Linked DNA regions of Homo sapiens: region 2 is linked to region 1. A link is a loop called in an ENCODE intact Hi-C map of the cell type or tissue named here. Cell type or tissue: heart right ventricle. All regions are shown on one strand. Each heading gives the region's core, and the rest is flanking DNA. Links, peaks and the distances in the headings are about the cores only.

Region 1 (12,902 bases), core at 4,402-9,401:
CTAGGAAGCCTCGGGTTTTAAGCAGTGAAGTGGAGGATTAAAGTAGAGAAAACTGAATTTCTTTAGATCTTCTAACGCTAAATCCAATATTCTGTGATATTGAGGTTCCCTCTTTACCCCGTCCTCCTTACTCATCTCTTGAAGCCATTTCTAGACTTCTATTTAATTCATAGCACAAATGTTTAATTCCTTTCGAAAAAAGTTCTGTGGAATCTTTATGGTTCCAGAAGCTTTAGCCTCATTTCTCCCAGTATAATTTTTAAAGCGTCATTTCAAGCATTTTTTTTTCCAGGCCCAGTATCAGGGAAAAATTAGAGCACTGAATTCTTAGATAACTCATGAAAGCTAAGGTTTACTTAGCCCTCTGGCTTTAATCTCTCATAGCCTGATATGAGGCCATGTGTATCTTGTCACCTTTATTCATAAGTTCACATCTTCTTTTACCATCACAAAGAAGAACCAGTCTCTGGACTTTCATGAACCATGCATGAGAGCTTGCAACCATAGCCATTGAGGTAATTGGCTTTTGAAAAATTATGCCTCTATGCCATTTTTTTTCATGCACTGAAGATGAGAACAATACACTCAAGGAGAATAAAATAGGAAAAGGGCTTAGATTTTGAAAGCAGGTGAAAGTTGACCATTATTCATTGTTGTCATAAATGGCCTTATATTTATACCATCATTGTAAAATGGGTTGCTATGGTCCGAATGCATCCTTCCAAAATTTGTAAGTTGAAACTTAATCGCCAATGTGATAGTATTAAGAGCTCGGGCCTTTAAGGGCTAATTAAGTCAGGAGGACAGAGCCCTCATGTATGGGATTAGCAGCCTTATAAAAGAGCTGGAAGATATTAGCTAGGCCCCTTTCCCCCTCCCCCCAGCTTTTTCCCTTCTGGTATGTGAGGACACAGCAACAAGGTGCCATCTTGGAAGTAAAAATCTGTCACCAGATACCAAATCTGTTGGTACCTTGATCTTGGACTTCCTAGCCTCCAGAACTCTGAGAAAATAAATTTCTGTTGTTTATAATTACTCAGTCTAAGATATTATAACATTTAGCCCACTTGAGCTGGGTGTGGTGGTTCATGCCTGTAATCCCAGCACTTTGGAAGGCCGAGGCAGGTGGATCATTTGAGGTCAGGAGTTCAAGACTAGCCTGGCCAACATGGTGAAACCCCAAATCTACTAAAAATACAAAAAAATTAGCTGGGCATGGTGGCGCATGCCTGTAGTTCCAGCTACTCAGGAGGCTGAAGCAGGAGAATCGCTTGAACCCGGGAGATGGAGGTTGCAGTGAGCTAAGACCTTGCCATGGCACTCCAGCCTAGGCGACAGAGTGACACTCCGTCTCAAAAAAAACCCCAACAAAACAAAACAAAACAACAACAAAAACATTTACTCCATTTGCAACACAAATGGACTAAGACACAGATCATTAAAGAAATTTACATCTTCCTAGAACTTTAAGAAGAAAATAGGTAATCATTTGCTAATATGGCCTAGACTAATGGGCCCAACATTTCTGTTCATAGCTACCAAAACAGAGTGTGAAAGAACCCAGGTCCATAAACACTTCTGACCCCAATTGCAAGTTCAGGTGGTCCCCAAGACCACTTTCAAGTTCAATAATTCACTAGGACTCACAGAACTCATTCAAAACTGTTGTTATACTCAGTTATGGTTTATTACAATGAAAAGACGCAGATTAAAATCAGCCAAAGGAAGGAGTGCATAGGGCAGGGTCTAGGCAGGTTCCATGGGCAGGGTTTCCAACTGTCCTCTCCCTGTGGAGTCATGGACAGCATTAACTACTGCTAAGAATGATGTGTGACAATACACACGAGTATTGCTAAACAGGGAAGCTTACTCAAACCTTGATGTCCACAGTTTCTAGTGGGGCTTGGTCATGCCTTTATTCTCCAGTCCCACCAAATGTCACACTGATATTGCATGGCCCCAAGCCCCCACCACACCATACATCACACTGTTAGACTATCCAGTGTGGCCCAACGTCCCCAGGTAAACAAAGATACTCTTATCAGGCAGGACACTGCAAGGGCTCAGAGATCACCTCCTGGGAGCTGAGGGCAAAGACCAGGCCTCTCTTTGGATGAGGTTAAATCTTGCTTTTACAAATTTATAAATTATACACAAGTACTATATACAAGTATAGAATGCACATTAAGCAACACGTAAAGTTGAATTTATTAATGGGATATATACAATGTTAAATAAAAATGCAGTTTTGATATTTCTCCCTGTGCTCCCATGCATCTTTTTGTGCCCTCTGTGGAGTGGGTGCACACCACTTCAGATGCTACTAGTCATTACTATGTTTGAGCCTAAAGCTAGAGAAAATGAATTTAATATCTTTTCCACATTTATAGCCTTGGTAATTTTACAAAAATAAACTTTTTATGATTTACAATGGTGTTTATTCAAAAATGAAGTTTGTCAGCAATATTGAATCATGTTAACCAAATTGCTGCAAAAAAAGTAGAAAGAGAATTAGATCTAGAACAAGAAAGCCTAGGCTTCCTCCCGCCGTGTCACGAAGAGCACTTCTGTGCCTCAGTTATCTCATCAGTAAAATGGGAGCAATAAACATAATGCTTAATATAGGTCAGCTGTTGTTATCATCCAAGGTGTATCTTTAAAAAGAAATCAAGCTTGATAATGTAGAAAAATTGATGTTTTCTTGGAGTAGACTTGGAAAATTCAGTAAAGGGGGGGTAAAAAGAAATTAATATATTAAACACTACCCCCAACAGAGAAAGGTGCACCACCTTGAGAAAGTTCTTAAATTTGTGCTAATATAATAATGTATTAAACGGTGCAGAAATAGTTAACTTGAACAGCTAGTACTAAAAAGGAGGTAATGATTTACCAAACAGTTTTAAAGAAAATAAACATGAGGAAAGCTAAACTGGCTCAGTGTGCCCATGTTAAAAATATTATTAACATTTTAAAAAATATTGCTTAGAGGCCAGGCGCGGTGGCTCATGCCTGTAATTCCAGCACTTTGAGAGGCCAAGGCGGGTGGATCACTTGAGGCCAGGAGTTCGAGACTGGCCTGACCAACATGGGTCAAACCCCATCTCTGCTAAAAATACAAAAATTAGCCAGGCGTAGTCATGGTGAGGCACACTTATAATCTCAACTACTCCAGACAGAGGCTGAGTCACAAAACTGGCTTGAACTGAGGAGGCAGAGGTTGCAGTGAGCAGAGATCACGCCACTGCACTCCAGCCTGGGTGACAGAGCAAGAAAGAGCTTGTCTTTTCAAAAAAGAAAAAAAAAGTATATATATGTTTATATATATGCACACACACATATACACATACACACACAGATATATACATACACACACATATCTCAGAAAAAAAGATGTAAGTTAAGCACGATAAAGTGACAAAGAATTGTGAAATAAAAATCACTTTATTAGTAGTTAACTATGTGAATTTCTCTGGGTCTCAGTTTCCTCATCTGTAAAATGAGGTGATTCAAAGAGAAAATCTATAAAATTCATTCTAGCTAGAAAAATTATCTGCTACTGCAGGGATTTGATCCTCAATAAGGGGATACATACATACTCAGTAGCTGGTAAATAAGACGCACTTTTTCTGTTATTTTACTTTCCTTAAGTGAAAACAAATAGCATCATTAATAAAAAGCTGACATAAGATTTGTCAATCAATGAAGAAACAATTGGAAAAATTGAGAACTAGAAAAAAAATTAGGCATTTTCTCTGAATCTGGCTAATATTATGAGAACTTATAATATGGTGATAGCCTTGGAGAAATTAGAACAATTAAGAACAAAGCAAATTTAAAACTGCTGTTTGGTTTCTTTATAAAAGAAATAAAACCTTAGATGTAAGAATACAAAGGCATAGTCTTGGAATGGGATAAGTAATGGAATAAGAAGGGGCTCTGGAAATTCACAAAAAGATTTCAAAGGAAATGGATTGCATGCAAAAAGAGAGATTATGAAATCAGTGGCAATGCTAAATGACTCAATTCTAAAGAGGTAATCCTGGAACCAGAGGAGTCAATGTTGAACAATGTTGAACCATACTGTCTTAGCTTACAAACATATTGCAAATGAAGTGGACATTTTCTAGAGCCTCACAATATCGTAGTCATTTCTGGAAATGAAAAGTCTTAGACATATGAGTGAAACTAGAGAAATATTAAAAGAGGCAATGAAGTGATAAAACCCCAGAGCATATAAAGAAAGTGAGAAAGAACTAAATTCATAGAGCCTGGAAAAGCAGTAAGTAAAGAAAGAAGGAAAGAAGAGTCTAGGACTGTCAGCATATTGACAGCAATTAAGAAAAATGTGGTGGCAATAAGAGAAAGACAGAAAAAATTAAATTGAGTTTAGGGAAATTCAGCTTGATGACTGGCTTACTAGATTACAATAGTTTGCTATAACTAAAAATATATGCATTACCTAAGTCTTCTTGGCAAGTATCTTCCTGGTAGGAGGAATCAAGGATCTCCGAGTTTTTGTTTTGTCTTATTTTTTATTTCCAGAATAAAAAGTAGATATAATTTAAATGTAGACTGGATTAGATCTCAAATAGTATCTGACCAATTACTACAAGATACTGTCCCAAAACAGAACTGATTTTACAGCAAGGCTATTTTTCAGAGAACTCTGAAGACAGAGATTCCATAGCCTTCTTTGGTAAACTGTTCCAATATTAAATGACCTCTACTGTCAAAAATTATCGTCATGTCTTAGGAGACTTGCTTTGATTATAGGTTAAGATAGAAATCTTAGTCAGTCTTTCCTGCATTCTCAGGAATGCAGGAAAATTGAGGAGCTTGAATATTTTTTAAGCTTCTCTCGATGACTCAGAGTCTTCCCAAAGCACAAATCATAAATATACAGCTCAAAAATGAATGCTCGCAAAGCAAGTTTGCCCCTGTAACTAACACCCAGGATAAGGAATAGGAACGCTGTCAGCATCCCAGAGCCTTCCTTGTTCTCCTGGCTATTCACGACTTCTTCCCTCTTCCCCAAAGATAACCACTAAACTGAATTCTAACACTTTGGTTAAGACATGCTTGTTTTTGAAATTTGCAAACATGGTCATACAGCATGCTTACTATTTTTAATAACATTTTAAAATTAAGATTATATATACTTTATATAACATAAAATTCACTACTTTAAAATGTATGCGTCGGCCAGGTACAGTGGCTCAAGCCTGTATTCCCAGCACTTTGGGAGGCTGAGGTGGACGAATCACTTGAGGTCAGGAGTTCAAGACCAGCCTGGCTAACATGGTGAAATCCTGTCTCTACTGAAAATACAAAAAGTAGCTGGGCATGATGGTGCACACCTGTAATCCCAGCTACTTGGGAGGCTGAGGCAGGAGAATTGCTTGAACCTGGGAGGCGGAGTACGATCCTTAAGACTGCTGTTTGTTTTCTTTATCTCGGTGATCAGTGGCCGAGATCGCGCCACTGTACTCCAGCCTGGGCGACAGGGCGAGACTCAGTGTCAAAAAAAAAAAAAACAACAAAAAACAACAACAAAAAAACCCAAAGTACATGTCAGTGGTTTTTAGTAAATTTACTATGTTGTACAAACATCACCACTATCTAATTCCAGATATTTATAGGGTTTCTATGATCCCCAAATGAAACCCTGAATCTATTAGCAGTTAGTATGTTCTCTTTTGTGTCTCGCTTCTTTTGCTCAACCTTATGCTCGTGAGATCCATATGGTGTGTTCGGTAGCCAATGTGTTTTAAATAAAGCCTGAGGAGCAAAGTACAGGTTTTTCTGATTAATTTTGGTTCCAAACACAAGACTAGTGGTTTTTTACCCTGGCTACACCCTAGTACCAACCAGAGAGCGTTAAAACCCACTGGTGTGTAGGCCCCATCCAGTAAAAGAAATGAAAATCTGGGGTATAAAAGGGGTAGGCTGGGACATTAGTAGCTCTCCAGGTGATTCTATTGTGTAGCTGGGGTTAAGGATTACTACAAAAAACTTAACTGATGAGAAGGCTCTAATTAAAAAGACGGCTTTTAGGTCTGGAAATCTGCATTTTGACAAGTGGCGCATGTAATTCTTACAAGGCAGTTTTAGAAATACTACAGGAAGCCAATGATTATTTGTAGGAAAATAAATGACTTCAACAGAAGTTTCTATTGCTTTCAAACAAGAAAACACTAATGTTAGTTTAAAACATTTTGAATCCATTAACAAGAAACTATTTTAATACATGATTTAATTAAGTGGTGAGGGACAAATGTATTACATCTGTTTCACTTCTTTTAATTTGATGTTTAGCCCAAAGTGGAAACCTATCGGGAAGTGGCCTTTTCCACCTCCTGCACTGAGGTTAACACAGGAAACAAGTCTACTTTTTTTAGACATCAAACCAGGGCTCAACATTGTCAACAGGCCGGGAACTTCCCAATTTGCTTTCATTCATAGTAGACAGTGTACAAAGACTCTTCTTCACTTCACTAGATAAACATATTGGGAAATTTTAAAAATAAAACTGCCAGGAAAAATGGCAAAATAAATGGAAAAGGAAAAAAAATTCAGAAAAGGAAAAGAAACCTCAAAATAGTCTGAAATAGATTTCATTAAATATTATAGTATAAAAGTAACAACTTGACATAATGATAGATAAGAAGGTTTTGTTAGAGGCTAGAATTGGCAGTCTGCTCTTGGGATGTATTCCCATCATTTGTTCCTTTTGGAAATAACTTACATATGCCTGGGGTAAGGATGTTTCTTTCCTGTATAGAGTACTTTCTATATTCTCGGCTTTTAATAATGTATCTTTCGCTTTACTGAAGGGTATCTTCTGTTACTGATGTGTTCTTTTGAACCATTACATGATTATAGATATGACCCAGTAATTTTTTGCCTTATTAGCTTACTACTCACAGAAAACTAGGTTCAATTATTTAGTACATTAATTTCAATACATTAGGTACTGTTAGTCTGAACACACTAATGTGTTTTTAAAATAAATTTATAATTTTATTAGAATAGCTTTAGACTTACAGAAACATTGTGAAAATAGTCCAGAGAATTCCAATATACCCAGGTACTTGGCTGCTTTGTGCTGCTCTAACAGAATACCAAAGACTAAGTAATTTATAAAGAACAGAAATTTATTCTTTCACAGCTATGGAGGCTGAGAAGTCCAAGATCAAGGTGTTGGCATCTGATGAGGGCTTTCTTGCTGTGTCCTCACATGAAGGAAGGCAGAAGGGCCAAAAAAGGGACAAACTCTTTGTCCTCATATGGCAGAAGAGAAGAGAGAACCCACTCCTGAAAGCCCTTTTTATAGCAGTATTAATCCATTCATGAGGGCTTTGCCCTCATGACCCAAACACCTCCCATTAGAGCCTACCTCCCAACCTCATTGCATTGGAGAATACAGTTCCAATACATGAATTTTAGGGGGCACATTTAGACCATAGCACCCCACATCTATTTTCCCTTATTAACATCTTACATTAGTATAGTATACTTGTCACAATTAATGAACCAGTATTGATACATAATTTTAACTAAAGTCCATACTTTATTCTGATTTTCTTAGTTATCACTTGATGTTCCTTTTCTGTTCCACAATCCTATCCAGGGCACCATATATATTACCTTTAGTCCTTCTATCTCCTTGTGCTTCTCTTGGCTGTGACCATTTCTCATAATTTCCTTGTTTTTGATGGCATTGACTGTTTTAAGCAGTATTGGCCAGGTATTTTTGAGAATGCCATACACGAATAAACTTTTAAAGATATCTAATATAGTCCTATATTCAGTTAGTGCACAGGAAAAATGTAACTTAAAATAAATCTAGTATGGGCTGGGTGCGATGGCTCACGCCTGTAATCCCAGCACTTTGGGAGGCCAAGGCGGGTGGATCACCTAAGGTCAGGAGTTCGAGACCAGCCTGGACAACATGGTGAAACCCCCATCTCTACTAAAAATACAAAAAGTAGCCAGCCGTGGTGGCAGGCACCTGTAATCCCAGCTACTTGGGAGGCTGAGGCAGGAGAATCGCTTGAACCTGGGAGGCGGAGGTTGCAGTGAGCCGAGATCGTGCCATTGCACTCCAGCCTGGTGGACAAGAGTGAGACTTTGTCTGAAAATAACTAACTAACTATCTAAATAAATAAATAAATTCTAGTATGTAGGAAACTTTGGTTAAGGTAATTCTAGAAGGAAAAAAATCTTTTGGAAATGGCTTAAACTATTAAAATCAAGTCAAATAGGCTGAACAATTGGTCCTAGTTTTCATAGAGATATAATACTAGATAGAATAATTATGACTAGTAGTTGGAATTGTCATTTCAAAAACTTGAAACAACTTTCCAAATTGAACAGAAATTGAAATTATTTATATTCTTATGAGTTGTAATCTTTGTTGTTTTTAAATAGTAATAAAGTTAATATTATCTTGGGTTCTGTTTTAATTGATCACTGTTTATAAACATTTTTAAAAATTTTTTATTTTATTATTATTATACTTTAAGTTTTAGGGTACATGTGCACAACGTGCAGCTTTGTTACATATGTATACATGTGCCATGCTGGTGTGCTGCACCCATTAACTCGTCATTTAGCATTAGGTATAATAAACATTTTTATGTGTTGAAGTAAAATACATATTTGACATTAAAAATACTATGCAGTACTCATTTAATCATATTAATATATCTTATTTGTCTAAATGTCTCCCATTGTGGATTATTTGGGTTGCTTTCATTTTTTAATAATACGCCCATAAACATTTTTGTATAAGAATTATAAACATTTTTGTATAAGAACAATTTAAAATTGAACCAATTTTTATTTTTTCCAGCAAGGTATATAAATGCATGCTTTTCCACATGCCCACTAACACTGAGTTCTATCTTTTGTGTATTTTCACTAGGATGTAATGCTGCTGTAAAGTGTTTTGCTCTATACTGCTCCTATAGAGCAAAGTCGTGCATTTTCCCAAAATTTCTTGTGTAAATTGTTTTTCTTTATTTGTTATTAAATGGAATTTAAATGCCAAACTTATAGATAAAATTAGACACCCAGTAGGCCTGTTAATTAGGAAGGGCTGTGCTTTTTAGGAAAATGGCAGTTTGTGTGGAGGGTGAGTATAAGAACAGCTCCTCCTGAGACTAGGGATTATTTTCATTAAGGAAAAGGGAAAGAGAAGAGAAGAAAAGAAGGTATAAAAGCAAAAAAGGAGGGTGTAATGAGGAAACAGTAAAAGGTCACCACTCCACATTTTGAAAGTTGTCACCTCTATAACTTACTAACATTTTTAATAAAGTAAAAAGCCCAAGAAGTGCTTGATACAAAAGGTGGATTGGTTATAGTCACTAAGATTAGGGAAATAAAGGGTGATGACGGCAAAAAAAGTGGCAATAAAACACTGACGACAAAGAGAAGTAAAAAGGTGTGGGGTGGGGGTGTGTGTGTGTGAGAGAGAGAGAGAGAGAGAGAGAATGAGGCACAATAAAATTTTGAGGAGGGGAGTTACTGGATATAAGGTTTGGGTCAGGTATAACCTGGGATCAGGGAGAGCCCAGCTGAAACATATTTATATATATAAAATAGTAACCTTTTTATGGTGTGTCACATTTAGTTCTTCCTGTCATTTGATGGTGTTTTTATTCTTGTAATATGGAAATATGTATTTTGCATTTAATAACCTATTTTTTAAATAGCCACTAATTTATCTCGCCATCCACAAAAGGGATAAATATGTTATTCTGGTTTCTTTGAGTATTACATTGTATAGTCTAGTTTCTGGTAGATTCATATTTTATGTTCTATTTTTGAACCCATTGTAATTTACTGATATGGCTCTAGTGACAATAGATCTAAGTTAATTTGTTTCGATATAATTGAAAAAGTTATTTCATTCTCTATTGTACTACTCCAGTTTGTAATAAAATAAGTCATTATAATGGCTTGAATCAATAACTGACCAATTTTTGAAACCCCCATTTTTTTTTTTTTTTTGAGATAGTCTTCTGTTGCCCAGACTGGAATGTAGTGGCACAAACACAGCTCACTGCAGCCTCACCTTCCTGGGCTTAAGCGATCCCCTTGCCTCAGTCTCCTGAGTAGCTGGGACTACAAGCGTGCATTACCACACTGGGCTAATTTTTAAATTTTTTCTAGAGATGGGGTCTGTCAACATTGCCCAGGCTGGTCTCAAACTCTTGGGCTCAAGTGATCCTCCCGCCTTGGCCTCCCAAAGAGCTGGGATTACAGGTGTCAGCCACTGTGCCCTACCCCGTGTTATAAACATGGTATAATAAATTTTTGACAATAAATTTTATTTACTTAAAATTACATAAATTTTATGTTATGTATATTTTACCACATAATTACGTAAATTTTGTTGTTACATAAATTTATTATAACATTTATGATCTTAAACACTTTTAAGTGTGTAGTTCAGTAGCATTACATACATCCACACTGTTGTGCCCATAATAAAATTGTAAAGCCTGGCCTTACCATTATAATCTTTTAAGGAGCCATTATTTGTCATATTTCTCCCTTTCAAATGGGTTTCACTATCACTCAAAATCTGTCAGGGATATAATTTAGCAATAGGAATCATAGAATTTAGAGTAAAAAAGTATAAGAGGAGTGACCTTGTTCAACTTTGTCATTTACATGCGACATAACAGGCCAAGAGAAAATGAATCACTTTCCCAAGTCACCTTTAGTTAATAGCAGAGCCAGGACTCTGACCCTGGCCTATGCTGACTAGCTCCAAACATACAGTAATAAAAAAGAAACTGCCCAAAGAGTTCCTGTTACTTTTAATCCCTTACTTACAGATTTATGCTACTCCACACTACAATAATCTTTTATTTTGTGGATTTTAAAGCGGCAGGTCAAAATTTTCAAAGGGCATAGGAGTAGAAGTTTGCCACCTACAGGTCAAAAGAAAGAAGACATCTTTAGATTTTCAGAGCTTCAAAGTTTTAAAGAAGTGAGGTGAAAGTGTGTTTTAAAACACTTTTGAGAGTAGCTGTCAATATAACACAAGAAGATTTTTATAAAAAGAGATAGTGGCGTAATTCTCAGCACTTTTAGTGCAACAAGTTTCTACTATATTATTTTTTCAGTAATATATGGCACTAGGGTGGCAGAAAAAAATGATAAGAGTGTGGAACAGTATGAATCCATAATTAGAAAGAAATGAAAATGTTTCTCAGCAACTGAGAACTAATTTCTCTTTTTCTGCTGGCATTCTTCCTCCCTGCTAAGAAAAATCTGGATGGGCAATGAAAGCTCTGTAATGATGCTGGGACAAGTGTATAACCATTTAGAAAAAGTTCATTTACAGTCTTAACTCATAACCTCTGCCTACTAAAACAAATTCCAGTTAGATGAAATATTTCAATGTGAAAGGTAAGATAACAAAAGTACTAAAAAGTCTATATAGAAGATTGTAACAAAATCTTGGAATTGGGAAGACCTTTCTAAATCTAACACCAAAGGAAAGAAAATAGACATTTTACAAGTCTTTTTTTTTTTTTTTTTTTTTTTTTTTGAGACGGAGTCTCGTTGTTTCACCAGGCTGGAGTGCAGTGGCACGATCTCGGCTCACTGCAACCTCCAGCTCCCTGGGTTCAAGCGATTCTCCTGCCTCAGCCTTCTGACTAGTTGGGACTACAGGCACGCGCCACCACGCCCAGCTAATTTTTGTATTTTTAGTAGAGACGGGGTTTCACCATGTTGGCCAGGATGGTCTCCATCTCTTGACTTCGTGATCTGCCCGCCTCAGCCTCCCAAAGTGCTGGGATTACAGGCGTGAGCCACTACGCCCGGCCCAAATCTTTTTTTTAAAATAAAGAAAAGTCACTGTTTTGTCTCCCTTACTAATAATCAAAAAAAAGTTTAATTAAAATTAGATAGCATTTTTACTCAAATTGGTCCAAAAAAATGTTAATGATAATATTCAGTGTTGACAAGGGTTGGGGAAAAGACACGTTCATTTGCAGAGCCTTCTGGAGAACAATTTGGCAAAAATATATCGCAAAGGGCACAATCCACCTAACTGTAAATGGTGGTGCTGGCTTCTAGCCTAGGCTTTTTCCTTCACGTTTTGGGACTCCTTATACAAATCTACTGTTTGCCCAGTTTTGTTCCCAGGGGTCTCAGGGAGCATCTAACTTGGAAATAAGAATAATGAATTATACATGAATCTCAGGAAAATGTTTTTTTCCCCCATGAGTGAACATTGAAAACTCAAAGAAGATTATCAAATAATTCTTTCATAAACAAGGTAATTTGTGGTTTTTAAAATTCAAACCTGTAAGAAACTGGAATTTTCATCATTTCCTTAATGGACAGACTATTTAAATATTAATTCATGTGGGAGGATTGCTTGAGGCTGAAAGTTCAAGTCTGCAGTGAGTTGACTATGCCACTGTACTCTAGCCTGGTGCAACAGAGAAAGACTGTGTCTCTACAATAATAAAAATAAAAATAAAATATTAATTCACACCTCTCAAAAAATACATATATATCAGAAAAGCTTAAAAATGCCTAGCTACCTATTGACCCGTTATCCATTTCTAAGAATTTATCCAGAAGAAATAATCACAAATAATAGGAAAGATTCCATTAGAATCTATTTATGATACCCTTGTCCGTAATAGCTCCCAAGCTGGAATTGACCTAAATGTCTGATAGGATATTGGTTGAATAAATTATAGTAGGTTATTGCGCTGGAATGATATGATACCATTGAAACTATTTTACTAAACTCTAATAATATTAGGGGAATTTCTTGATATATTAATTGACAGAAGTAGATTATATGGCCGCATGTTTAGTATGACCCCACTTTGGATTGTAAAAAACACATCTACATCTACACACAT
Region 2 (10,930 bases), core at 4,458-9,457, 71 kb before region 1:
TCCAGCCTCCAGAACTATAAGAAGATAAATTTCTATTGTTCGAGCCACCCAGACTGTGGTATGTTTGTTATGGCAGCCTTAGCAAACTAATACAGATGAGCTCAGTTAGACAGCAGTTGCAGTAGTCAGGGTTAGAACTAGACAAGCTGCAGCAAGATTGCAGTGACCGGCACAAGTGTGAATGTGCTGCAGAAATGAAATGGACAGGGCCTGAGAAGAGAAGTGAGGAGTGGGGAAAACGACATAGTAGAAATTCACTCTAACACCTGGGCCTGGTTGGCAAGGAAGATGGTGATACCATTTGAAAATACAGGAGAGTCAATAAAGGAAAGAGGAGTTTAATTTTTAGACACTTTTCCGGACGTGTCTTGCTACATGCTTTCTTGGTATCTCTTTATCTATCTTGGTCTTTATTCCCTCACATAGTAGACACTCAGAAAATTATTGATTAATGGACAATCTCACTCAATGAAGAAAATTAAACCCAAGCCCATCTGCTTTTGTTGTTGTTGTTGTTGTTTTAAAATCTTACACCACATGTCCTTAAATACTGAAAAGATACCCTCGATTTTTTCTGGAAGAGCCTAACTATACTTTGAAAACATCCTTTTAGTTATCTTTATGACAGTGGTCCCATAAGACTATAATGTCATATTTTTACTGTACCTTTTCAATGTTTAGATATGCTTAAATACACAAATACCACTGTGTTACATGATCATGTGTCACTTAACTATGGGGATACATTCTGAGAAATGCATCCTTAGGTAATTTCATCATTGTGTGAACATCATAGAGTGTACTTACACAATCCTAGATGATGGTATAGCTTATTGCTCCCGGGCTGCAAACCTGTACAGCACATTACTGTACTGAATACTGTAGGTAACTGTAACATGGTGCTAAGTATTTGTGTTACCTAAACATAGAAAAGATACAGTTAAAATACAGTATTATAATCCTATGGGACCACCATCATACATGAGGTCTGCAATTAACCGAAACATCATGATGCAGTGCATGGCTGTATGGTATTCATTCTTAATTACATGCTACGCTATTTTTGTATATGCCACTCAAAAATCTTAAGAAGCCCTTAAATACTAAAGAAGAATTGTCTCATACTAAATCATGACAGAAGTCTTTCCTAAACAAAGGAGAGTGGAATAGACGAAGGGGCAGAGGAATAGATGGCACACACTTCAACTTTGCTGGACATGGCAAAGCCTCTGAAAGAGTTTAAATTATTTGCTTAAATCATTATTTCTGTTCAAATTTCTGCTAGTTTGTCCATGCGGAATTCTGGCCATGAACTTGTATTCTAAACACTAAGAAGTCTAGAATGCACAATCACCAGTTGTTATGGACAAAGAGATCATGTTTTGAAAAGCCAATAGGAAAAAAACTATTTTCTTACTTGTCAAATGAAGATAACAACACCTGCTTCATAAGTTTGTATTTAAGATTAAACAGATATTATTTATAAAGCTGGCATAGAGCATGTTCTCAAAAATTTCACTCACTCATTCATTCAATAAGTACTTGGTAAATATCAGGGTCCTAGGAACATAGTGCAGTGGTAAAGGCCAAACACCTGACCCTTCCTCTACCACAGAGCAAAGGGACTCTGCCTAGTCACCATGGCAGTCTCCCTCATTGTCTGGACAGAGCTGGACAGATCCCATGAATACTTCAGGGCTTTCATACCACCCTCCAAAAAATAATCTATGTCTCACTTTTCTCATCCTTTAACAGCTGAGGGTGTCTCTGTAATTCGTTATTTTTCAATCCAACACCTTCTGTCTATGTCTTTATACATTAGTACACTCAATTAAAACAGTTAACAAAATTATCTTCCCAATCTCACTTCAATTATACTCCCATTACTGAGTTCAGAGTAATGTAGATATATATAAATATGTAAGGAGAACTAACACTTAGAAACACATTCAAAATAGAATATTTCTCTTTTCACTTAGCTTTTTTTAAATAAATGCCTTACCCCAAAGAAGATAAGGAAATAATGTTAATAAGTCTTACATTTAAAGGTAAAATATGACTCGGAGAAAAGCTTAGATGAAAAGTTAACAGAAGAGGACCCACAATGCAAAATGCAAGATGATACCATCCCAGAATCAGAATTTCCAAAATCAAAGGGACCTTTTTCTCTTGAGTCCCCATCCAATTCAAGTAGTCATCCAGCCAGTGAGTAAATGACACCTCTCCCCAACACACAAACACACACACCCCATCTCCAAATGAGCCAACACTAGAAATAGCTATAAGACGAAAGGTCAAATGACACTTGGTAGAATAAAAAAAAAATCTAGGCAAGAAAAGTAACATAATTAATAGAAAAAGTAAGAATACATGAAGACATGCAGCAAGTATTGGATTAAAAGATATATAGCAGGCAGTAGAAAGATTATTTGCATTTCTAATTCAAAAGCAAAGTGTTTATCAAGTGATATGTTTCCAAAAGTAATTTTTTAAATGGAAGCATTATTTGACCGTTTTAATCTCTTCCATTTCCTATTGATGTAAGGCCACCTAAAAACTTATGAATTGTTTTCTATTTACAAAATGATTCAGCTTAGAAAGGAGTAGAATGAGACTGGTCATTCAGTAATTTCTCCCACCCACCCTTGCAGACATCACATCACAAAGACTGTGACTCACTTTGTCATACAATTTCTATCCTCTTAAGAGTTTTTCAGATTGTTGTGATGAATACTGGGTCATAAATCTGAATAAATTTTCAGATGAAACTATCCATGCCATTTCATCACAGCCCAAAATATTAACAATGGTACCAGACAGTCCCCAATACTAACTTTTACAATGATTCACTGGTTTTAGACCTGAGTAAGAGAGAGACACACTGACGTAAGGATTGAAGTGTCTGAATCAGGTATGAATTCCCAGGTCTGCGTTCCTTAATTAGAGTACTATAACCAGTTCTAGAACTGAGCATTAATGTTGGCTAGAAATATTAATATGTTACTTAACAGCTGAAAAGTTTCCAAAATAAAAAGTGATCCAACAAATGACTACGCTTTGCCTTTATTGCTTCCCTTGAATAATGTTAAAGGTGTTTGCAGAAAAGAACTACAGTGCTGTTGCATTCAATTTACCATTTTATATGCCTCATACTATAGTATTTATACTTATTTGAAGTTGTTGCCCATTCAACAAATATAGAGTGAACCTTTTCATGGGACTCAGACTGGTCACTCATTCAGCAATGAAGCCAAAAGGACCCTGGGATGAGTAAATTCAGCCTCAGACCCTCAGAATAGGAAAGAGTAAAGAACTACTGGGTAATGTGGTCTGGATTTTTTAAAAATAAAAATTTCTTGCCAGCTAGGAATTTCCAGTAAAACTGGGGGACATAAAATTAAAATACAACAAGCTATTAGAGAGAATTTTTAGATAGCACACAGAAAAGGAAAGATGGATACAGGATGATGTGAAAGAAATAAGGCCCAAAGCATGACTGGAAATGGGATAAGGTACGAGGACAGACAGGACATTTCAGCTTAAGGAAAACTGCCTGGTTAAAGGCTAAGATGACAAGGAAGACAGGAGACGTGAAGGGAAGGTCAGAAAGGAAGTTAAGAGACTTGGCTAATTTATTGAGTACATCTTCAATTTAACAAACATTCTTTGAGTGGCCACTGTGTGTGAGGATAGATGCAGCAAATGGGATCCAGTGCTTGCCTACAAAGAGTTCACAGTCCCAGTGCAGAAGCCAGACACATAAACCACTAACTATTACAGAAAGCATGAAGTTCTGTGTTCAGACTATGTACCAAGTATATGGGAAAACAGTAAAAACCATTAATTCTCCCTGGGAAGGTAGAGGAAAGTTTCACAAAGAAGTCTGTTGGGCTGGATCTTAAAGGATTTTTCCAGAGAAAGGTGAGGATGGGAGGAGTTGTGAGAGAGAAATTGATAAGAAAAAGAAGGATTTTTCAAAAACAAGAGTCACATGAAGAAAGGCCAATCATTGTGACAGTAATCGTTATGACACATTAAAGAGACTATAATTAAAGCACAGAGTGCTACAGCTTCAGGAAGGTATGGATGGTAAACAGTAAGAAATAAGGTAGGTCATGTTTAAGAAGGAAAGCCAGGTAGGTCTGGTTAGTGCTTAAAATTGCAGGAGAGTAGAGGTCATTAAATCAAGAGGCAGGGCAAGGAAATCACTATGGCTGGGAAACATTTTAGAGAGATATATACGAAAGAAGTAGAGAAAGGCATCAAAGACAATTCCATGGTGTCTAGCTTTGGAGACAAGAATAATAATTCACTACAAGCAGAAATTCAGGAGGAAAGGGTGCTAGTTTGAGAAAATGGTGTTAAGTTCTGTTTTATGTATGTTAAGTTGAAGCTATGGCAGTGTGTCTGCCCTCCAAGCAGTGGGAAATTGAGATGGGGAATCAAGACAGAGACAGAGACAATACATGATCTTCTGAAGGAATACAAGTACACAGAAAGAAGAGTAGAAGGCTAAAAACAGAACCTTGGGGGAATACAAATGCAAAAAAAAAACAGAAGAAAGTGGAAAAAAAGACAGTTGGATGGGCAAAAGTATAACCGCCTGAGGAGTTCTTCCAGCCTGCTGCACAAGGAAAGACCACAGCATTGCAGTAAAGAAAGAGTTTAATAAACACAAGGCCGGCAAAGCCACATGGGAGATAGAGTTAGTACTCAAACCAATCTCATCCACAGCTCATGGGATAGGAGTTTTTCAACAGCAGTTTGGGGGAAAGGGTGAGGATTGCTATGCAATGGGTGCTTACTGATAATTCATTGGGCTGAAGATGAAATAATAGGGGGTCAAAGTTGTCCTCTTGAGTGGAACCATTCCTGGGTGGGGCCACAGGAGTGGTTTAGCAGGTCCAGCTGGAGCCATGGGTGTCAGACATGCAAAAAACCTGAAAAGATATCTCAAAAGGCCAATCTACAATAGTGGTGTTATCTGCACCACTATTGGTGCACTAGTGGCAATCTATTAATACGTCTACACCTTAGCACAACTCAGATTCCTGTCCTCCCCTGAAGCCTGAGGGCCTTTCATTAGCTTTATAAAGGCAGTTGAGTTTTGGGGAAGGCTTATTATCCTTTAAACTATCTCCCAAAGTTATCTGGGCCTAAGCCCAGAAATGATTAAGGCAGCTTGAAAGCTAAAGGCAAGAGGAGGGGAGTGGGCTAGGTCATATCTCTGGCAGTGTCATAATTTTCTCAGATATAACTTTTGCAAAGGCAGTTTCAAAAGGAGAACCAGGTTGATGTGATGTAATAGAAGCCAAGGAATTATCAAGAAGTCAGAGGCAGACAATACTGCCACATGTCAGAGTAGCATGAAAAATTGGAAAAGGCCACATGATTAAATTAGAAGACTACTGGTGCTCTCATAAGAATGATTTAAGTGGAATACTGAGGGCAGAATCTAGAATTTAAAAGAGTTCAAAAAAAGAAAAGGAGATGATGTAGAAGAACGTACTGATTCCAGGATATTATTCACAAAAGAAAATAAGAATGAAAAACAATGCACAGCATACCTGAGAAAGTTTTATATTGCATAGTGAGACAGGACAGCCAAGTATAAAGGGGTCCCTGGAGAACCTCCAAATGGCCTGCACACTGGGAGAATGGGGTGGAGCCACAGAAGTTCACGCCCTTTGCAGGGAGGAGACTGGTCTCTCCTGTTCGGGGTGGTAACTTGGGAATCAATCTGTGAGATGGGGGCCTGTTAATATGAACCCCTATTGCTTTGCTGTGTTGTTTTTCCTTTTTTCTTTCTGACCAATAAATTCCATAACCCCTCACCCTCCAAAGTGTCTGTGAGCCTAATCTTTCCTGGGCGTGTGACAAGAACCAGGATTTTCCTACAACAATAGTACATGATAAAAATCTTAAATACTTTTAAGGAAATCAGAATTCCCAATAAAAGTTCTAAACAATTTTTCCTGAAAAATGATTCATCTTTCTCTAGATTATTCTAAGAAAAACTAATAGCCAGTCTCCAAAATTCCGAAATGTTTCCCAAATATAACTTTGCTATATATAATTATCTTCATTTAAAGATTGACCAAGTATCTAAACACAGATGTCAAGACACCAAGAAAACTGTAAACTTTGACCAAGCTTTATACAGCATATGCCTCATGAGTAGTTATTTCACAGCAAGTTCCACAGAGAATGTTTTCCTCATCAGCTGACATTTAGTGAGCACTCTCTGAGTAAAAAGTACTGAGCTTTTTATGATGTTTATTTATATAAAGAAGTCATGGTTCCTACCTTAAGGTGCCAGCATCTTAAGGTGCCTAAATTATGAACAGAGAATAATCTGTTCACAGAATGCAGCCAGATCATTACTACTCTGTACAAATTTCTTTTAAAAAATACTTTTTTCTTGGCTAATTTGAGTTATCATTTAATTACAAGTTTTCATTATAAATTAATGTATAGCTTAATTATAAATTAAACCAGGATCATTCCTTTCAATTGTTCAATTATATCTGGAACATACACTTAATATTCACATAGCTTCTCTTCAATTTTTAAATCTCCAAAATACCTTGAAAATCTGTGAACTTTTCATTTCAGAATTCTATTGGATAATTCATCTTAGAGGTTAAATTGCAGAAGTCAATAGCTCTATAAAAATACAAATACACACATACACACACACACACACACACACATCCATTATACATTTCTGTAAATGAGTAAGTATCAAAGATACACCGGTCAAGTCAAAAGTCACCTTGTGCAGGAAGAGTGACAGAAGACAGCTGGATGAGACATAAACACTGAATATTGGCTGTCTGTTGCCTCCAGGCCCTTCCAATTTCTTCAAACTAAAAATATTCTGAAGGTGTTTAGAATGAGACTGGTCTGGCTTCTAAGAACCACAGTCTATGGCTCAAAGGGTGAGTTCCCCTGGAAGTTGCCACTTTTCTTTTCCTCCTCTCCTAAATTCCTGTGGCTATACATAACCTAGCTTAAAAGGCCTTGTTGGCGGTCATTATTAAAGGGAGAAAAGAGAAAGCAGGAGCTAACTGAACAGTGGATACAACAAGGAAACACTTAAAATCACAGTGCCATAAGTGCATTTTCTAATGATCCAGCTAAAACTCTACACTGATAATCATTATTCCAAATTATTATGCAAACAATCAAGCATTAACTATTTATTGAGCACTGACAATATACAAATTAAGTACTAGACCAGATCCTAATTTCAGAGCACAGAAAAGGACAAACTCAAAAATAAAACAGAACAAAATACATTTGTTTGGACAGAATATCCTGATGAGGTTAAGATTTGTGCCCCAGGCTGGGCACGGTGGCTCACGCCTGTAATCACAGCACTTTGGGAGGCTGAGGTGGACAGATAACCTGAGGTCTGGAGTTCGAGACCAGCCAGGAAAATTCATGGTGAAATCCCGTCTCTACTAAAAATGCAAAAATTAGCTGGGTGCGGTGGCAGGTGCTTGTAATCACAGCTGAAGCAGAAGAATTGCTTGAACCCAGGAAGGAGAGGTTGTAGTGAGCTGAGATTGTGCCACTGCACTCCAGCCTAGGTGACAGGGTAAGACTGTGTCTCAAAAAGAAAAAAAGAAAAAGATATGTGCCCCAAAGATACAGATTTGCCTTGCTCCGTTTCATGGTCATAGACTTTTATCCCATGCCAGCCTTCTTACAGACGTGTGCTACGGGACATAGGGGCCCAAGTAGGGTATCTGGAAAATCAACAAACACTAGAATTGGAAAAACAAGCAAAGACTACAGCACATGTGTAATTACCAGCTTGTACAGGCATCTCGTGGTTTTAAAATAGTAGTTCCAATAATGTGAGACCTTAAATTGTCTTTTCAACATCACTGATGATGAGTTCTCAGAATCAGTGTATAGATGAAGAAAGTCAATTTTATGCTTATGATATTTAAAGAACCGTTCTTGTTTTGTTCATTACATCTGTAACATTTTATTTTCTAATTAAACTTTAAAATTATGTCCTTCCACATAAAATGGCATCATAAATCAAAATGAGAATACTTAAAACCCAATTGTTACACCATTGTCAAAGTCTAATTACATAACGGTCATTTTATAAACAAATGAAACCCCTCAGGGCATGTCATGAGGGGATATTGCCTTTTCTAGGCTGAAGTCACTTGGCATCAAACTCATCTTAAAAGGCTCCTAAGGTGTGGTAATATCTATGACTCATGAATTGTCCTTTCATTGCTGTACTGATTACATGATTTCCAAGATTAAATGAGCTATTAGATTCTGACTTCATTTGTTTACTGCACCCAATATTTATTACAGTAAATATCACGTTCATTAAGTAAAATTATTGCTATCCACTTGCCAGATATTACCAAAGAGAGGTGGGGGGAGAGAATCTAGTACGTGTATTATTAAATCAATGGTTCTATTTACCCCAAAGGCAGTAGTGAAGAGATGGAAAGGTGGCTTTATCCAAAACCCCAGGAAATCAACCTGAGGCACCCGTAAACTAGTAAGAACTCTTCAAAGGGGCTAGCAGCTCACTACCCTGAAATGGAGGAAGCCTAACCAAAGTGGGGTCCAGCAGGGCACACTCTATGGTGGAATGAAGAGCGCACTGAGGCTGAGGGATGGCAGGAAGAGAAGGCAAGGGACCAGGTGGTAAGAAGCTCATTCAGGATAAAAAAAGAGGAAACCCACAAGTGAACTTGAGTAATTGGTGACTTTTCTGAGCTTCAGTATCCTCTTCTGTAAAAAGAGATGGGTAAACCAGAAGGTCTGAAGCCTCCCTTTGATTTCACAAGTCCATGTTTTTATGCTTGGGGTTGCATGGAACACATGCAGTAGCAAAGAGCCCAGGGGTCAGGCCCACCTACAAGCCACCCCTGCTCCACACTGGGGTGGGCAGGTCTGCCTTTCCAAGTCTCAGCGTCCTCTGGAGCCTGCAAGCAAAGAAGTGTGGCACACAGGCAGTCACCTCCTGGGAGAAGCCCAAGGGTAGATACAGTACTTCTAACTACTCTCATTTTTTTTTTTTTTTTTTTTTTTTGTAAATAAGAGCACCTGGAATAAATTGAATACTAAGTGTACATAAGCAGCATACATTTCACTTACTATACTCTACCACATGTTGTACGTGCTGCTTGGGATAAAGTGTTCTCTCTTCTGAATGTTTTTACACAGCTTGCTACTTTAGAGTACATACTTAATATTATCCATTCCCACCGCATTGAAAGAGGCCTGCCAAAAGTTAAGGATGCCAAAAGAAAGGCAGGAGTGCAGCGCACATGCTGGAGAAGGAGAAACTCTCTAACCACTTTTAACATCTTGTTTTTATCAAGACTCTCATGTCAAATGAAGATTATTCCAGGACTATGAGAAAAACGCCAGAAAATGGGCCCTTTTGAGTGCAAATTCAGGAGAATGCCCAGGTGTGAAGCACAGTTGACCTTCAGCAACACTGAAAAATTGGAAACATTTGTGTTGTGTCATCTTCTCCTACCTCTTCTTTTAGAAAATTTTCCTCTCTTTCCTACCTCACAGCTTCCCACTCTGCCTCCTCTTCCCCTGCACCTCTCCAGGACCCCATCATTTATATCACAGTCTTCAAAGCATCCCTCCCCAAACTCCAGTCCTTCTGGCCAGCTTTTGGGGAAGAAATTGCACTCACAATTTAATCCATACTAAATGTTAAAATCTGATAATGGTTGAACTTGGCCTTTCAAAAGTTACCTGCAGTTTAGAAAACATGTAGGCACAAAGTGTCATGCCAAAGGAAAAAAAATTCCAGTGACAGATGTTCAGGTCAGTTGGACAAAACAGTCTGAGGAATGAGACCATAGATTTTTCAACTTTTCAAACAGGTCTAGAAATCTGAGCCATAATGTAGTAGGAAACTGTGGCTACTATTAACTCTTCTCCATGTTTTCTGGTCAGTTTTATTTGTTTTGGGGGGTCTCCTCATGGTTTGGTCAACTATCAGTAAACATCCAATATGTGAGAAAATAATATACTGTACTTAAATTTATGTCCAGGTTGGGCTACATAGAAATAGATGAAATTTGTCATTTTTAGATTTGTATTCTTGTCAGTCTATTGCCTGGTACAGGTATCCTTTAAAAAAAGAGTAGTCTCTTTGGGGACTTGGGAAGAAAGGGTGGGAAGTTGGGGAGGGACAGGACTACAAACTGGATTCAGTGTATACTGCTTGGGTGATGGGTGCAACAAAATTTCACAAATCACCACTAAAGAACTTACTCATGTAACCAACTACCACCTGGTCCCTAAAACCCTATAGAAATAAAAAATTTTAAAAAAATTGGTAGTCTCCACAAGTCTGGATGAGTTATTCTACATTTCCCTTTTAATGTCTTGTCCTTAGCTAGTTATAAAGTTAGCAGAGTTCTCAACCTGAGTACTAGTGACATTTGGGGTCAAAAATGTTTTTGTTGAGGGTATTATAATGTGTATTGTAGGATGTTCAGCAGCATCCCCGGCCTCTACCTGCCAGATGCCAGTAGCACCCTTCCAGGTTACAGCAACCAAAAATGTCTCCAGGCATTGTCAAATGTCCCCTGGGAGGCAAAATCGTCCCCATTTGAGAACCACAGAGTTAAAGTAAGATTACAAAAATGAAAACCCAACTCACAGTTAGGAAGAAAAAGTTAACGGTTGTTTTTACAACGGTGGTAATGTGGTATGCAATTCAAAATTATGTCCACTGGCTAACCTCTACATAGTTTTATTCTAAGGCGAATCGGGTATCAAAATCTTCAAAGAAAAAATGATTCAGCAACTAATAGAGTCTGAAAAAAAAAGAGTATTAGGGGAAGCCCCAAATATTAATTTAATTTAAAGGGAAATTCTTCTGTCTTCTGGTCATAATACATGCTTTTTAATAAAT

Evidence for each region. A loop is a pair of places that touch in the nucleus more often than their neighbours do. Peaks named below come from ENCODE experiments on the same cell type or tissue, not always from the same donor. Only the 100,000 strongest peaks of a DNase experiment are listed, where the experiment ranks them.
Region 2: a loop joins it to region 1, with 3 times the contacts of the local background. A loop is called at or near these places in 28 of 110 quality-filtered maps.

The regions. Positions count from the first base shown.
Region 1 is chr4:122,756,180-122,769,081 of GRCh38, reverse strand. No RefSeq gene overlaps it. Among named protein-coding and RNA genes, the nearest start is that of BBS12, 30 kb to the right of the region's middle. RefSeq lists an enhancer at 1,914-2,208. In heart right ventricle, for the core only: no CTCF peak of the experiment used is centred there; no DNase peak of the experiment used is centred there; H3K27ac peaks cover 1,721 bases.
Region 2 is chr4:122,828,963-122,839,892 of GRCh38, reverse strand. The region is part of intron 1 of FGF2 (fibroblast growth factor 2); the gene reads right to left. Among named protein-coding and RNA genes, the nearest start is that of FGF2, 7.6 kb to the right of the region's middle. In heart right ventricle, for the core only: no CTCF peak of the experiment used is centred there; no DNase peak of the experiment used is centred there; H3K27ac peaks cover 307 bases.